Linked DNA regions of Homo sapiens: region 2 is linked to region 1. A link is a loop called in an ENCODE intact Hi-C map of the cell type or tissue named here. Cell type or tissue: heart right ventricle. All regions are shown on one strand. Each heading gives the region's core, and the rest is flanking DNA. Links, peaks and the distances in the headings are about the cores only.

Region 1 (8,737 bases), core at 681-8,680:
ATTATAACACTTATTATATTGATGATAAGTATTTCCTTCTCTGTCACCTTAACCACTCACATACGAACTGCTTGAGGGCGCAGTAGCCCTCCTGGCCATGTTTGTAGCTCTCAAGATCCTTCAGATGGTGCCTTACAAAAATTCATTCAATAAATGTTGGTTTCATCTAATTAAATTAACCATGAAAGTACAGTAAAGAATGCTGGGTTTAGAAAAGCTGTTTTATTCTACAAGAATAAGTCGCAAAGCAGTTAGATTATCACAGAAAGAAAAGAGACACAAAGTCCAAATAGCACTTACATTGCCTCAAACTGAGAGATCTTTCAAGAGGAACCTGTAAGAGATGCAAACACAAAGACAAGAGAACCCAGTGGATGGATTTGGGGTTGCAAAGTTGATAAATAAGGCAGAAAACGTGTATTGGTCAAGACTGACAAGACAACTGCTGAAGTCCTCAGAAGAAAAGTAATGAAGAGATGTTCTCTCATCAGGGTCCCCGGCTAACGTCCATCAGTGGGGGTTCTAACATTACACCAGATTCACTGGCCATCTGAAAGCCCCATAATTTCGGACGCAAGTTGCCCTTACACACACTTAGAACTTTTCCAAGCAGTTGTTTTCATTCAGCTTAAGGTGACAGGTGCAGAAGAAAATCCTTACTCTTTTACCCTTAACCGAAGCTCGAGCAGATCTTTAAATCAGTCTCTCTGAATTGAATCACGCATAAATAATAAACATAACCTTCACTCTCAAGTGATATCACGTCTCTTAAGACTTTCAATTTTCTAATACTTCCTTTAACATATTCTTTAAACCGATTTTTTAACGCGATGAACTCTTATCATTGAAATTATGTAACTGTGTCTGAAATTTTTTATCTTAATTGGAAGAAAATATCATTGGTTTTATCTGTAATGATTTTATGTATGCTACTTTAATATTTACCTTAGTTTTCCTACACAGAGGATTGAAAACTCAATTTTATAGGTCTGAAAGTAAGAAAATAGACTTAGTAAGCTAATTTATTTAGAATGGTGGGGAAATGCAGTATTCTGATTAATTCAATGATCTAATTAACTGAGCAACTCTGCTCACCAAAAAATTGAAGGCTGATTCTTAAAAAATTAGTACGATACTCCAACAAGACATAATATACAACTTTATCTGTTTTGATTTCATTGGGGCATTGAGCTCTTACAGAGTCGTTCATTACAAACTTTACAAATTCTTACTATATAGTGTTTCTGAGGTAGAAGTTGTAAAATTCTAGCCATTATCAGTGAACAGAAGGGGCAGAGATGATTTTAACAAACCAAGGTTTCAAATTCTAGACAAAGCTCGGGATAGACAGTTTATTTCAGGAACCTCCTTCCCACCTTCATCAGTGTCTTCATTCCTCATTCTCTTTTCGTCCTCCCATTTCCTGTCCCCATTCCATCCTCCAAATTCCTCTAACCTCCTTTACATTCCAGCTAACAACTGCTGAAGTACTAAGCAATAACTAATATATTAGTTAATAAGCGATGAAAATGAGATAACCATGATTCAAGGAATATCTGTACTCAGTGAAGCTACTTAGACAGGCCCTCCAAACTGAAAGGTTAAATGACTTATCCTTAATACAAAAAAGACTTAAGGGTCTCCTGACCCTCGGCCTTGTAATTCAACTGCCCAACATTTCCTGGCACAAAACTTCAGCCATCCATCCACAGGGTTTTCCTCCTACCTGGTGAAGCCTTCCTTGCATCCACCCTACCCCATGCTACCACCGCCTTCTTCACTTTGGTAAGCTGCCTTTGGAGGCAGGGCTCAAGGAATCACTGCATGGAGAAGTTTTTCCTAGGTTTCCTGGTCTGCCTTAGATACCCCCAGTGTGGCCCTTCAGTGCTCTGTGCACACATTAGAACATTTGCTATTTCATACAATAATTATTTCATACAATAATAAGTGTTTTCCCCCACTAGCTACACTGTAACCTCCTTACCAGACTTATCAGTCTTTATATTTTCAACATCTAGCAAATTGTCTGGTGCTCTCAGCCCATTAAGGTTAAACAAATGAAAGATTGCAATGAAACGAAAGGGGTTTGGGATACCCACATCTCAGTGGGGGTGGGATAAAAAAATACTGAAAATAGTAATTTAAAATGTTGCCAACCCCCACCATTAAAGATACAACTTCATATGTACAGAGCATATAGCACTATAGTGTTTCTGGCTTTTTTTATTTAAAAACACTCTGATATTAGCCTATTAACTTTTCATTTGTTCCTCTCTCACTAAAGCAGAGCACAAAACAATCCCGTTTATTTAGGCTTCCCAATTGTCTGAGACGCAGATAAATAGGCTTACCGCATTTGTGTGTGCTTTTATGCACTTTAATCCATATATTTCCCAGTTTGAACAAGACAATAAATTAATTCCTGTCTGTTTTAAACTAGTTTCTACTTACTCAAAGATGTCACTACATAACTTGGAGTGGAAAATTTGAATAGTGAAAAAGAATTCCTTGGTCCAGAAGTTAGTATACCTGCAAGTTTTAGAGCTCTCTCTGTCTCTGGCTGACTCTGTGGCCTTGGGAAAATTACATAACATTCATGGACCTCGGTTTCCTCATCTATAAAACCATCTATACAACACAGGAGTTGAACCAGGTGATTTTTAAGAGCCCTGTCCATTTTTAAATTCTATTATTATATAAGTCTTTAATTCTAACATAGAGCAGGTAGACTCTGAAAGTACTGGGAATAACGATACTGTACTGTCAAACAAGGAAGATAATCTCCATCACATGCATTTCAATTTAAAATTCACAGCAAAGTCGAATTTGCACACACTATGTCTGAGTGGCCAAGAGTAATAGAACAAGTATGTGAAAGGAGCAGGAAGCAGGCAGAGGGAACCCATGCACTCTGGGAAACAGTACACAGCCTAAATGTATTTTCTCTCACTGATGTATTTTAAATTTGTGACTATGAATATACCACAGTGAACAGCTTGAAGTTCTTTGGAACAAACATCTTCTAAGGTCACTCCTGAAGGAACTGCAATAATAACATTTGGCATATGCAGATAGAGTGCTTTGCAGACTGGAGCATGGAGAATTATGCTCGGCATGTTCCAGAAAAGATGATCCATGATTCAGGTGAAAAAAATGTCAGGTACATTTTTGACAGTGGCAGCAAACCCAAACAGTGTAACCAAACAATCAATATGGACGCCCTCATTAAAATCCCCCAGTAGCTGCGAGTTTGATTTTCAGCAGGGTCTGGACAGGAATAATAGATTTGGTGGCCTGGAGGAACATTAGAGGTTTTAATAAAAGGAACTTAAAATTACCATTGTTGGCCCTGGTTCCAAGGAAGCCCTGGTTGGGTGTCTGTAACAACACAGGATGAACCTAATTCCTCGCCTCTCGGATTCTTGCTATTCAGCTTAAAATGCCATTTTATGTAAGCCTGATAATTTCTCCTCAAAAATAAATTCATAAAAATTGCTTGAAAATTCCTGATCAATGTTTTCAGCTCACATAGATATTAAACCGAATTTCCTAAAGCCTGAAAAGTTAATTATGCATTCAATTAGAGTTTCTTAATAAAGATTAAAACTCTGAAGTCTATTACAAGCCCATATTTAATTCAACTGCCATTTTATCCACGCCATGTAAGTGTAAGTGGTAACAATGAATATAAATTATAATACACGCCATAGAAAGAATGCTATTTGTCCAAGAACGTTACTATAAAGAATTAAATTTTGCTATCAGTTCCATGATCTAGTTAAAATTGGTATTCTTTATTTGGTCTTTCAATGTAGTCCAATTTCCTACTTTGAAAAACAAATTCTGGGGAATAAAGAAAAGAGATTAATTTATCATTAAGACTCTGCTTAATTGAAGTCAATTCCGAACAAACTTGAATTCAATTTCTGCTCATTAAATTGAATGTGCTCTGCGTTCCTCTCTGCATTGCTTTGAGCAAGCAGCTGAGAACAAGGGACTAACATCAAAATTATTAAATTGAGGAGATTTTATTTGGTCTTCACATGCCAGAGCCGCTTTGATGAGGAGCTGTTTTGGCACTGAAAGGAAAGAAGAGCAGCTGGAGGAAAAATCAAATGAAACTAAGCCTTGGAAAATTGAAGAAAACGCAAGCTTAATAATATTTAATAATTAAATTTCCACAAACAATAGCGGCAAATGAAGTAATCTGCAAAGTCTGTGAACTCATTTGCATAATTGATGCCGGTCCCCTGTAAATGAATAATGAAGATAATAAAAGATGTTGCTAAAAATGGGCACAATAACAGCAAATTTCATCAAGCCGCGCTCTCTGATTAATCTGCTCTTGCAAATCAGCACCGAGAGGGGAGCGCGTGATTAACCGCGCCGAGGACTGCAGCAGGCGGCGGCGCTGCCCTTTCTCTGCGTGTCTCTGGGCGCGTCCTGCCCGCTCCCCGCGCCGCCCGCGCTCCTCTCGCCGCAGCTGCCGCTGGGGCTGCCGCGGGCGCCGCTCAGCCGGAGCGCGCCTCCGCCCGGCCCGCCCGCGCCCCGCAGCAGCGCGCTCGCTCCTTAACCACTTCGCCGCTGCCTTTCGTCGGGGCCGCGAGCGGGGCGACGGCCGCCCAGCGCCCCTGGCACCCCTGATCTCCAGCCGGGGCTCCCGGCCCGCGCCTTGGTGGCTGGAGGCCCAGGATGAGCCTCGATGGCGAGAGGCCCAGGATGCGCCACCAGGCCGGGCTCACTTCTTTGACGCCGAATAAACTGACAAAACAATTAGCTGGCCGGCTGGGGAAGGTGGTGGGTGACTCAAATGCCAGTCGGCTGCGTGCCCCCGCGCTTAGATGAGTCTGGGATTCTGGGCAGTTGGGACTTTCTTTTCAGGAAAGGAGGTGAGAGGTGCCGGGGAAGCCCACACGAGCAGCCACTCTTGGAGAAATGGGGAATGGCGCTGTAAAAGCGCAGGCCCTCCTCCTCCTCCTTTCTCCCCATCACACAAAAAGGATGGGCCTTGAAAGGGATGAGTTTATTATGCACTTTTAAATGCCTATTCAGAAAAGAACAGGAGGCAAAAATAAAGATGCTTCCCACCCCACCAATTCCCTTCCCTCGAAGAAAAAAGGAAAGAGAAAGCAACCCACAAAGGTAAGCTGGGTATTTCAGATTTTGTGTCTTTTTTTTTTTTTTTGGAATCAAAATAACATTTTCCAGTTTGCCACTTACATTTTCGAGTGTATTTTTCTCAGGGCTAACTCTAGGGGTAATAAAATCTCTGGAAGCTATTATGCCCATATACGTTTTAAGCAGGAGTTTGTGAAAGCAACTTTGCTGAGTGCAAACTTGAGACGATGAAACTGAAAATACTTTGAAAAACACACTATCCTGTTCCAATGGAAATGCTGCACTTTACCAGCTCTCTAGGACAAAGTTGTCTCAGGAAAATGAAATTGTTGATAAACCATAGTTCCAGACTGTTACTTCACAGCCCTCAGATTGCAATCAATCGTAGCCCGGGCCTAACAGGACTGACTCCAGCTTTTCATTTGTTTATAGTGTGTGCAATGTTTTATGCTTCAAATGCACCATGTCAACTATGCAAAATGATGCATAATTTTTGTTTGCATCCTGGATCCACCTCCACAATGGTTTTTGTTTAAAATAAAGGTCATGATTGTTTCCCATTATTACAGAATGGAAACCGATCCTAGACATCTGTGAAACGTATCTTAAAAATTCCACTACTGAGTTGGGAAAAGCAGAGAGTTCATGTTTACTTCATTGGCGAAGTCCAGTTGAATCTACTTAACTCGACCAGCTTTAATCCAATCTAATAAACCATGAGCTTGTTCCTGTGTCAAAAAAAAAAAAAAAAAAAAAAGCCAATATGCTGCCCTGAGCCTGTGAAAGTTGTCAGAAACAAAATGGAGTCACTTGTGTTAAAAAATTAATTAATTAATTAATTAAAAGAACCCTGACAAATATAGCTGCAGAAGGCTATGAAAAAAAAGGTTCTCATGCATAAATGCCTGATAACAAAAACTATCACAAAAGACCCTGCAAAAACCACAGTCCTTGCTCAAAAATGATTACAACCTTACACAAAAAATACTTCAGCAAGAACATCCGCCCAGTGACTGCCTATCCAACCTTCGACTGGCATCACCCTTGCTATTGTTATGGGTCTTCATAGCCAAGGATAATTATCTCAAAACAATGATATAATCCTCATTTTTCCTTTAAAAGCCTTTGTCTTTCTTTACCTCCCTGCATGCCTGTAGTTTACTATGGCATGTGTATTCCCATTCCAATGCTCTGTTCCCAAATAAATGTAATTTCCTTTTAGACAGCCTCTCTCTGTTAGTTACTTAGGCTGATAGCCCCAAATTCCATCTTTCGCATTGCCATGTCATCAAATAAACCTGTGATTTTCTTGTTTTTGCTAAGCAAATGGCTTGTGTTGTGGTTAGTGTCTCTAGTGTAACAATCACTTTGTGTTTCCCTGACTCTCCTAAGTACAAAGAAATAGGAACCCCCGCACTTTATGTGGGAAAAAAACAGAGACTGAAAAATTAATTAACTGCCCACTCTCACATGGGTCTACCACCATCTTCCAGGTCTTTCTTTCCAGACCTGTGGTCTCTCCCCACCTCCAGCCTCTTATGGAGAGCAAAGGAAGGAAATGGGAACAGGACTCAACAGCAACATTCCAGGAAAATGAATAGAATGTGGGAACGGTTCGAAATGATAAATCCAGGTGATAGAACGAGTTTCAAAGAGCAAGAGCCTGATGGTAATAGGGAAGCCAGGGGAACGGCAGAGGTTGTGCAGAAGACGACTCTGGCAAAATAAGGACTGTGGAGAGAAAGTAAGTGGCTTTTAAGATCTTAAACATGGGGTCAAAATTATACCATGAGAAGAAAGAAAAAGTCCCTGGGAGTGTTTGTAGACAGACCAAAGGACAGAACGTGAAGAAGGGCCTATGAGAGAATTGGTATCCGGAAGATTGTTTATGTGCAACACTTCTGAGGAATAAAGGGTGATAAACTGTCTCGTGAGAATGAACTACTGGAAGGACGGAGAGACACAAGGAATGGCTGCAGTCAAGGTGAAATGTAGGCCGTTGTGAGAGTTTCATCCCAGGGCATGATGAGAATGCCAGGGCCTGATGCGTGTCAACGGTGCTTCATCTGCTCAGAGAGTGTCCTAAAACCAGTCAGACCCTAGATGTAGAAGTATGCCACCCAATGTCACCTAGCAGTTCAATGCCAGGGAGAGAAAATTCAGGCTTTCTTATCCCCCTTCTAGTGCAAGCCCATGGAATATGCCACTTTCCTAGTTAGGATTTGGAATTGGTCATTGGGAAGGGCTCCGAAGAGAAACTCTGAGAATTGTTGATTTCCATTTCAAATCCCCCTAATGCATAAAATAAGAATGTGTTCTGCGGTGTTCCTCAGCTTATTAACTTTTATAAAAGAAAGGAATGATCTTTGTTGTTACTTGAAAACAGCCACATTTGGAAAGGTCTACGCTACCCAAATGTAATAAAAATAAATTTTAGTTCAATTGGTCAGTCTTGAAAGCTAATTGAACAGTCATGCTTTGTTCTAATTATTCCTGGCTACCATTAAAGTGATGGAAAAGTAAGTACGTTTTTATTGCCAACTCCTTGGGTTTTTTTCTCTTTTTTTAATTTGTTTGTTTTGTTTTTAAATAAGACTAACCAGTTTGGGCAAGGACCTAATGCTCTCTCAGCAGGTAAATTTTGCAACAATGTTTCTGAAACCCTGGGTTCTGGGATGCCGTGTGGGTCTTCATCACTTGCAAAAGCTGTACTCATGGAGCCTGAAATCTAGCTGAATTCTGCATGGGTACAAAATATGGTGTTCTGGTTGACTGGATACCATGATTAACTGATGGTGACAACACACATCATAAACCATTGTCTGATTCTTAAAAAATTCAAAGATCGTTAAAGGAGAGTTAGATGCCAGCTCATCTTACACAGAGCATCAGGCAGAAATTGTTGGTAATCTGGCAAATGAAACTACTCATATCCTATGATGTTCGGTTTGTTTATAGACTGAATTTGCACATAATCGAGAGTTATTTCCTCACAAATAATTTATCTCTAATGAATAATGATGTCTTTGTTGTGAGCTCATGGTCCAAATAGCAAGTTTCCCCTAGTCATAATTATCTACAACTATTATGTTTTCCCATTCAATTAAACTTTTCTTACAGAAACGGAAAATTTTATTAAACTACTCAGAAATGATTAAGAAATTAGCATATAAACTAAAGAAGGCAATATTTAAGTAGGATACCCACAAGCCATTTAAAGAATAATTTATGGATATACAGACACTTTAAACGAGTAAAGATTTTCCCCTACTGGTTATTCGTCCTTTTTCGTGGTAATTTTGCCATCTATGCTCCTCCCAAGCTAAAGCACAAATTATTTATCTTCCCCGATTTGTTCAGGATTTCCCAGGATTTATTTACCACCCGCTAAAAGCAAGTGTCAAAACCCCTGTATCTGCCCTGTTATTTACCCTTCCCTCTAACTGGAAAACCATAAAGAAAATGAATCAAAAGAAAAGCTTGCAATTCTAAATTCTACTCTTACTTTTTTCCTATTGAGAGGTGACAGCGTTCTGGCAGCCCTTGCAGCGCTCGCTCGCTCTTGGTGCCTCCTCGGACTCAGTGTCCGCTCTGGCCATGCTCGGGGAACCCTTCAGCC
Region 2 (8,737 bases), core at 43-8,042, 70 kb after region 1:
TACTCAGGTGAAGCCATCGTCTCTGCTCTCAAAGAGTTCTCAATCCAGAATCAAATGATGGGATACTTCATCTAGAAAAAGGTGGCCGTGTGTTGATGGCTCAGTAAGCAAAGTCCATGAGAAATAGTTGTCTGAATCATCCTTACATCACCCACTGCATCTAACCTAATATTTGCTCTTTGAAGCTACTCAGTAAACACTTTTTGAATGAATGAGTGATTTCAGTTTCACCTGGAAATGAGAAAAGTTAGGAAAAAAAATGAGAAATTTTTCTTTAATATTTTGAAATTCTAACTTAAGAGAGAATATATGTATATTTGCAGCTCCAGAAAGCAGAACCGAGGCAAAGGGTTCAGAGGACAGGGAGGCAAATGGATCCTGCTCTTTTATGTTTGTTACTATGTTAAGGACACTGGTTATATTATAAAACTAATCTTTATTTTTGGTTCTTAATGGCCATATTGTTGTTGCTTTGCCTCCGGGCCTATTGACTAGAATCAAGGTGAAAAGAACAATCCTGAGTTTTCTATCCACAGTTGCATGTAGAAGCAAAACCAAAGACTTAACACAAAAGGGAAGTAAAACTGTGAAAAGTCCATTTCCAAAATTAACAAATAGAGAAAGCCTGAAAACCATATACCCCAGGGCTCCATTACATCTTCAAGTAAAACCAGGATCTAACTTTTGGCTCAGAAGTTTCCATCCCAGGCCACTTCAGCCGCAAAACATTTCAATTCTATTATTTAAGGAATGGTTTGAAATATCCCCCAATTCAGCTTAACACCTCCCATAGCACATTTCTGCAGAAAATAAGTGCACTGCCAAATGGCCAGCCCTGCCGCAAACACAGGTAGAGTAGCTGGGCCAACAGGAGAGGTTACATTTGTTTGGCAACTTCCTCTAGGCTATTAGAGCTGAGACCGCAAGAAGCTAAAATGAGAAGTGTCTCGCCACTTTTACAGTGAACTAAACAGAATAATACCGAAGAGCGTGGCTCAGGTTCCAGTACCAAAAGCAAAGCAGGAGCAGTGATGTGCCCACCCCCTGGATGTTCCAGCCCCTCAGCAGGTCACATGCTGAAATGCTTTCTGAGGTCCATGGCTACAACTTGAACCCGTGACCCTCTGAATGAATGCCAGAACCCAGACCAGCATGTCACAAACAGCTACTTCAATCCACCTCCCCAGCTTACGTTTAATTAAGTGAACATGATGAAAAATAAATGAGGTTGTACTTAAGCCTTCAAAGGCCTCCTAACCTTACCTTTCCAGGGGATTTTTGGCTAGTTGGCTCTACTCTCCTGCTACCTCCATTTGCCACAAGCTGTTATATTACATTTAGGCTCAAATCTGCTCAGGCTATAATCCACAATCCATTTTTCATTTAACTTCTAAACGTTAAGAGAAATGGAAACCTCATCAGTAAACATTGTGACAGTTATCTTTTTAACTGTCATTTATATAAACTTAGGCACATCCCATTCTAAATCACGCTCAGATGAATCAGTTGTTCAAATATAAACATATTTAGCAGAATTCTGTCATTTCCTCATATGTATATTCATTTGCGAATGACTCACTTCATACATGTTCATAAACCTGAGAAACTATCTTTTGAGTTATTCACAGATTCAGGTGATGATGCCTGCAGAGTCAAAATCTGACTATGCATGCAGGGCCAGCACTGGGAAAAAAGTAGCCAAAAGTCATAGCTCTGGGATCATTTTAATCTATCTTTGGGTACAAGAAATGTCACAGAGGTTCACCTGAAATGAAATTATCCCTTTCTCTTAGCTTGTTTCGTACCACCTAATCCTCTAACTCTTTATTAAACATTATCTTTCCCATCTGCTCTAGTGAATGTTCAACACCTTGTGGACCAACTCTGGGCTGATTGGTTTTTATGGGCAGCATGAGCTCAGTTTTATGCACATATTTAGGATTATCTCAAGGACAAAGAGGATGAACAATCCATTAACTGTAATAAGCAACTGCACATCTCAAGGTAGCTACAGCATATATTTGATTTCAAAAGAAGAGACTGAATTAAAATATGTCTGTCCAGAAACATCTAACCTCCAACACACAGAAACAGCATTTTCTGTTCTCCATGCTCTGGTAAGCGGTACTACTAGAAATCACATCTCAGTCCCCCTCAATCAGACTTTCCAGCCCTTAAATCTTATTTTAAGATCTGACACTAGAGCAAGAAAAAGATCCTTTTGAAACTACTCTTCCTGATTATCTCTGGGCAAAGCGTGTAGAGCATGTGTGGACAGACACACTTTTTTTTTTTTAAAGGAAAATGCATTGTTATTGCTTTGTGTAGAAAACTTAAATTCTTCACTTTAGAATTACATGTGTTCCCATTGCTTAAATTTGTAAAATATAAATCATGGAAATTTAGCCAAATACACAGTGTTATCTGAGAAAGCCACTCTATATTGCTAGCCTGGTTAATTACAGATATTAGAACCACATTACTATTATTTATTTCAATATTTAATTCAATCTAAAGTAATCCACTAAGACCTCATTTCCCTACTTCCTAATTTAAATGTGAACATTATTGAAAAAGTCTTTGCTTATTTATTTTCATAAGAATTCCTTATAAATGCTTATCTTCTTGCATCTGTTTTATTGATGAGCTCAGTTCATTTTTTTGGCTAACCTTTCAAACAAAGGTACCTTGCTTTTGCCGTTACTATAAAGTTTATGATCCTGTAATAATAACAATTATGAGGACATCTGATCATACTGTATACATTAATGACCAGACATATCTGGCCACCTGTCTTCCCAGCTTACTGATCTCATTGATGAGCAATGTCAGGCTTCCTCCTTGCAACTTGTATCTCAAGATGATTAAAAGCTAGCTTTTTTTTTTTAGCAGTTTGAAGTCTGTTTTTCAGTGAATTGGTAATATCACATACTGCACAAAGAGAGAATGTACCAGTCACCTGCTCAGCTTTATGGCACAGAAAGTGTGAAAAACAGGTACAGGAGTTAACGTACTCAGAGTGACAGCTTTCGAGCTCTTGCATATGCTTCTTTAGTCATTACTTTTTCTAAGGAAAGAATGCTAAAATGCAGAGCTGAGTGTCATCTTCTAATTTCAGTTCAGGCCCTTACTTAATAGGTCAAAGCCAAAGTAAAACCAAAGTGAAGAACAACACAGGGCATTGAACTGGGCACAAGCTATCTTGAAGAATGCACAAGCCAGGGGTGGTGCCCTCTGGGGACAGAAGAGGAGGATTAGAAGTGAGAAGGAGAACTACTTTCACTGGATTCTCTTTTGTTCCAGCTGAACATTTTACTTGATGCCCACATTACTTTAATAACAAGAACAACAACGATAACAACTTAGAGATAACTGAATCGTGTTTGCCCCCTCCCAGTGCTGTAACAACCCACATCCATCCCAAAGGTCTGCCCTAGTGAAATGGTGCAGTGGCAAAGGTTGTGTTCCAGAGTCCCAGACCCTCACTCTTTGCTCCTCGTGCCTCATGGGGATCCCTCTTCACCCCTGTCCTCTCAACTTCAGCCAGTGTCCTCAGGTTTCACCCTGTCTGAGCGAGTTTCCGAGAAACCATCTGATCTAGTGAATATAAATAAATAACAACAGTTTTGCTTCTATACATACACATCAAAAAAAAGTGTCAGATTGAAACAGTCCATTCAAAACCTCATTGTGAGAACACTGAAAACAAATTGGCCTGTATTAAACAATCAGCTGGAGAAGATGACTATGCATGTTTTCTGTTCAGGGGAAGAGGAGTATCTAGGCAGGGAAGTGAAGGACAGCTGAGATCATGGACACAAGGGTTAGCAAGTTTATGGGATCCTGTGCTAGAGACCAGCCCACTGGGTACCAGGTTGAGAGTGACCCAACACATCTCTGGGTGGAGGGCTGACAGAACAATATCCTGGCCCCCAGCCCCTCCTGACATTGCTGGTGTCTGCTCGAACCCTAAGCACAGTGACGCACATAAAACACTGACACTAGATATCTTCAAGGAAATGGTACAGCCATTTCATCAAGCAGGACCCTGGACTAGTGAAAATGTGCTCTGCAAGGTTCTTTGAATGCTTTCCGTGAGGTTGCTCTAACTTTAGACTGATTTTACTACTTTTCTGTGTTCTCAATGCCCTATTTTTGATACTGCTGTGAACCCAAATTTTCTTCTTCTATTCACATATACATGCATTAGAACACAGTAAGACGAAAGATTGCCTACTTTGAGAATTAAAATTTTCACCTTTAGGTGGTTAGTAAGGCCAAACTCATTAATCTTCTATTTGCTGTATTCTGCAGTATAATTACATGGCACCAACCAGTGAAATTGCTGGTGAAAGGCCTATATTATGACTCCAGGGCTATTCTGCATGCCCATGTCATTCTGCAAAAACGGTGGCATCAGAATACTGGCTCCCATTACTAAACAATTCTAGTAAGCATCTACTTTAAGACATCTGTTTTGTGTCCATCTGGGAAATTATTACATTAAGATTAAGTATCATGCTGTTTTGCAAAATGTGAACATACTTAATACCACTGAACTATATACTTAAAAATAGTTAAGATCATAAATTTCATATTATGTATTTTTACCACAATAAAATTTTTTTAAAGATTAAGCATCACTGATTTTCCCCCAAGTTAGAAACATGTTTATTGCTTTTGCTGGATTTAGAGTAATAAATATCTGCTTTATGAAATCTAACACCAGAAAACAGTACAAAGCAATAAATGAAAGTCCTTTTCATAATCTTCCCTGACCAGGATATTCACTCTTAGCCATTTTGCATGTACTTTTGGAGATATCTGTTCTACACAAACCTTAATGAGAGCATATAGCATGCTGCATCAGACTTATTTTGTTTCAAGTGACAAAATCTAACTCAAACTAGCTTGAACATAAAAGATCTCACATAACTAACTCCAGGTGTACATCTAGCTAACTTCAGGCATAGGTTGATCCAGACTCAAATGGTACCACCAGGACTTGGTTTCTATCCATCTCTCACCTGGGCCATTCTCAGACTCCACATGGTAACCTCCAGCAGCTCCAGGCTCACAGCCCTTTGAATTACATTCCAGCAACAAAAGGCAGAGAATCCCTTCCTGCTAATTCTTATACAAGTCTTATGATTTGTATAGACCAAACATGGTTCTAACCAATCAATATGACCAGGAAAATGAAATATTCTGATTGGCCAGGTTTGAGTCTCACGGCACCCGTAGAGCCAGCTGTCAAGTCAACTCCTTTCTAAAAAACTCACTCATAGGGGAAGCCTGCAGAAAATCAGGGACTATTAAAGGAAGGGTGAATGAATGCTGATAAGCAAAAACATCAAGTGTCCCCAATACATTTTCTTCTTTCATCTTTGGCATCAGGGCCAGCTACATAATCTGTGGGGCCCAGTGCAAAAGGAAAATATGGGGCTTCTTGTTCAAAGGCAGTAAAAAAAAAAAAAAAAGATGCTAAGTCTACTAAAATATAAAGCTCTTTCCATCTTTCTGCAGCCTCTTCTTCAACTTACCATGGTATTTTTTTGTTATGTAATGTAAAGAAAAAATCTAAATTTGACTTATTAGCATGAACTTTACCATTCATCATTATGTTGTTTTTAAATCCAAATATGAACCTTTTAATTCATATGTGGAATCACTACAATTACAATTGATATTTTGTAGTTCATGCATGCACATGTATTTCAGTCGTAGCAGAACTCGACTGTTTTCAATTCACTTTCTGATATGTGCATCTTCTACAACGCTTCCTACCTTCAGCTTACTGATGAGTAAAGTAAGATTTAAAGAAAAAGTAATTATATGTTGCCTTTCTTACCCTTTACTTCTTTGTCATCGTTTTCAGCATAAGTGCTTGCCAAATACACAGAAGTACAACAAGTATGAAAGAATATGATAGGGTTTCTTGAACATTCTTGTCTCTTAGAATGTCGTTGTCTTCTTTCTTATTCAAAGCAAGTTCTGGTTGAGTGAACAAAGTGGCCTCTTGGGGCTGTCAGGGACCCCATTTGCTGAATAATAGATGGAACTCCCTTACCTTTTATTCACTTTGGCCTCCCACGCATCGTGGGTCCATGGGAATTCTGTGCCCACGGACATCGAAAATGCTATGTGCAAATGGGGTGGCAAAGAATGGCAGACATGCATATTGCATGTATCTTCTTGGCTCATGCACATGCGCCATTGTCCCATCAGACTAAACTTACAAAACATGACTTTAAAGATAAAATTCTTAAGAATTTCAAGATAGTGACAATCAATCATTAAACCAAGCATGGGGCCCTTCTGAGCACAGGGCTCTTTGCAACTCTGCACAGATCACACACCCATGAAGCTGGCCCTGGGTCTCAATAAACTAAATCAAACTATTTAAATAACCAAAAGTGACTCTAAAGTTCTGCAAAAAGACTGAGATATGGTTAAGGAAACCCACTTCTCAGAAAGAAAGGGCATTCTACATAGAGCAGTGGCAACAGTTATTAAGGTAAAAACAAAAACAAAAACAAAAAACAAAAAAAAAAACAGGAACCATTTCAAGTGTCTGCCCTACATTTTATGACTACTCATTTCAACCTATCACACATGTAAAAATCATTCATTTTTAATGGTTTTATAGTATTCCATTGTCTGCACTACAGTTTAACAGTCCCATATTAACATTTAAGCTCTTTCCAACTTTCTGTAGGACTTTCATGACTATTCTTGAACACTTACTTGATTATTTTCTTAAGATAAATTTCTAAGAGTAGAATTGCTGAGTCAAGATGCATGTTTTAAATTTTTATACTCATTGCCAGACTGCCTTTTAAAATGGCACACTAGTTCACTAGTACTATAACAGTGTATGAGAAAGCCTATTTTTTCCATACTCAGCACTGGATATTACCATTCTTTTTCATCTTTGCCAATCTGAATGATGAAAAATGATATTTCTGCACATTTCTTGAACTATGGATGAGGATGAGCATTCTTTTTATGGTTACTGTTCAAATTCATTTTTAACATTTCTGAACATTCAAATTCTACTGAAGGCCCCTGTCCCATTCTCTATGACAGATGAAAGAAAAAAAATGAATTGAAGCAATATGTTATTATTTCCTACCAAAATGAGTGCTAATAATAACAGCAAACATTTATTACGTGCTTACTATATACCAAGCACTTTATGCACATTTCTCTTTAAAGTCTCACACTCTCATTGAATCAAAAAAAATCTTGAGGATGATTATTATCCCCATCTTACAGAGGAAAAAAACAGCGATTTGGAAAGCTTAACTAACGTATGTGGCAGAGTAAGGACCCAGTGGGAACACAGATCTACCTGAAGCCAAAGTCTGCTATACGACTATGTTTCTAAATTCAATCTGATGTTTTTAATTTTCATATTAAGATGGCAAGCAGTCCTGCATCTGGTTGAATTAGAGCATAAAATAATCCTTAGCCACAGAATGACATTGTCTAATACCTAGCAAACCCTGAGGATATTAACCAAAAGGAAGAATGTTACCCAAACTCTATGTGCCTGGCCAGGAGCTGAAAGCAACTAGGAAAGCTGAGTGTGCATCACTCATCTTGAAGCCTCATAAAAGAAAGGAAATTGTATTTGCAAGTCCAATTTCTGAATGTTTGAGGAAGCCTCGCAGGAACACTGCAGTGAGGAGTTAAAATGAGGGCCCTGAGAGGGGATGTGGATAATATAGTGTGTGGGGCTCTCTACTGCAGGGTATGTAAATACTTTATACACTAATTCAATTACATTTTCAGATTATGCAGGAAGACTGATTTAAGCAACAGTTCACACTGCTGCCCCATCACCCATGCATGCATGCAGGAGAACAGAGTTAAGAGACCTGGGTCGACCTTAACTCTGTATTTCTTGACTTTTATGGGCATAAGTTGGAACTTTAATGTTTTATTAATGTCGAGTTTTTGGAGTTGGTATTCAAAATGTTTCAAGCAAAGATATGACAGATCTCAAATACCTGGAACCTGTTCACATTGGCAGGTAGTAAAAAAAAAGTCCACTATCTTAGACAAATTATTGACCAAAGAACTCAGTGGGATTATTTTGCTTAAATTATTATATAAAGGATTATGATGCCACAAAAAGTGAAAATATTTAACTTGCAATTATTTATATATTGGCATGGATAATGTACATACTTATGAACTTTTGAAAGTCCCTGTTCCAATGTATAATTAAATACGTTCTTAAATTGATCATCTTCAGCAAATGGGCAATAAGGAGCTATGAATAAGATTTGCTCAAAGCACAAAGGAAATGAGCTAATTCTTCCATGTGCCTCAAAAAGTCAAGAAATTATAGTGTCTTCCTTTTTATTTGTATCATGTATTGATTTACGCAAGAAGTCCCTTCCAAAACCTTAAGGCGCTGATTGTATTTATTGTTTTCTAGAAGAAAATTCAAAGATAAGCCAAGGTTGCAATTTTCAGTAATAAAAACTTTTCTGTCAGACTGGTTCTCTTCTATTTTAAAAGGTTTATCCTCTGGAAAATAGTGAGATTTATGTAATAATTTTCTGAGGGAAGAGGGTGGAGTTACATTGAGAGTTTATTTCACCTTTTTTGCATCTGAATAAATAAATGTATTTGGTGACATGTATTTTCCTTGAAAATATTATTTAATGACAGATTCCCTTTTGAAAGGCCAAGGATCAATGTGCTGTAAAAATTTTAATCAGAT

Evidence for each region. A loop is a pair of places that touch in the nucleus more often than their neighbours do. Peaks named below come from ENCODE experiments on the same cell type or tissue, not always from the same donor. Only the 100,000 strongest peaks of a DNase experiment are listed, where the experiment ranks them.
Region 2: it touches region 1 in a loop (3-fold over the local background); 9 of 110 quality-filtered maps call a loop at or near these places.

Annotation. Positions count from the first base shown.
Region 1 is chr1:88,458,242-88,466,978 of GRCh38, forward strand. LOC105378839 (a long non-coding RNA gene) reads left to right here and starts at 4,647. Exons shown (of 2, transcript XR_947573.2): 1 at 4,647-5,142; 2 at 6,612-8,737. RefSeq lists an enhancer at 2,872-4,584. In heart right ventricle, for the core only: a CTCF peak has its summit at 4,407; DNase peaks (open chromatin) are centred at 4,407 and 4,766; H3K4me3 peaks cover 1,633 bases; H3K27ac peaks cover 1,259 bases.
Region 2 is chr1:88,528,860-88,537,596 of GRCh38, forward strand. PKN2-AS1 (PKN2 antisense RNA 1) reads right to left here. Exons shown (of 4, transcript NR_110682.1): 4 at 8,654-8,737. Among named protein-coding and RNA genes, the nearest start is that of PKN2, 150 kb to the right of the region's middle. In heart right ventricle, for the core only: no CTCF peak of the experiment used is centred there; no DNase peak of the experiment used is centred there.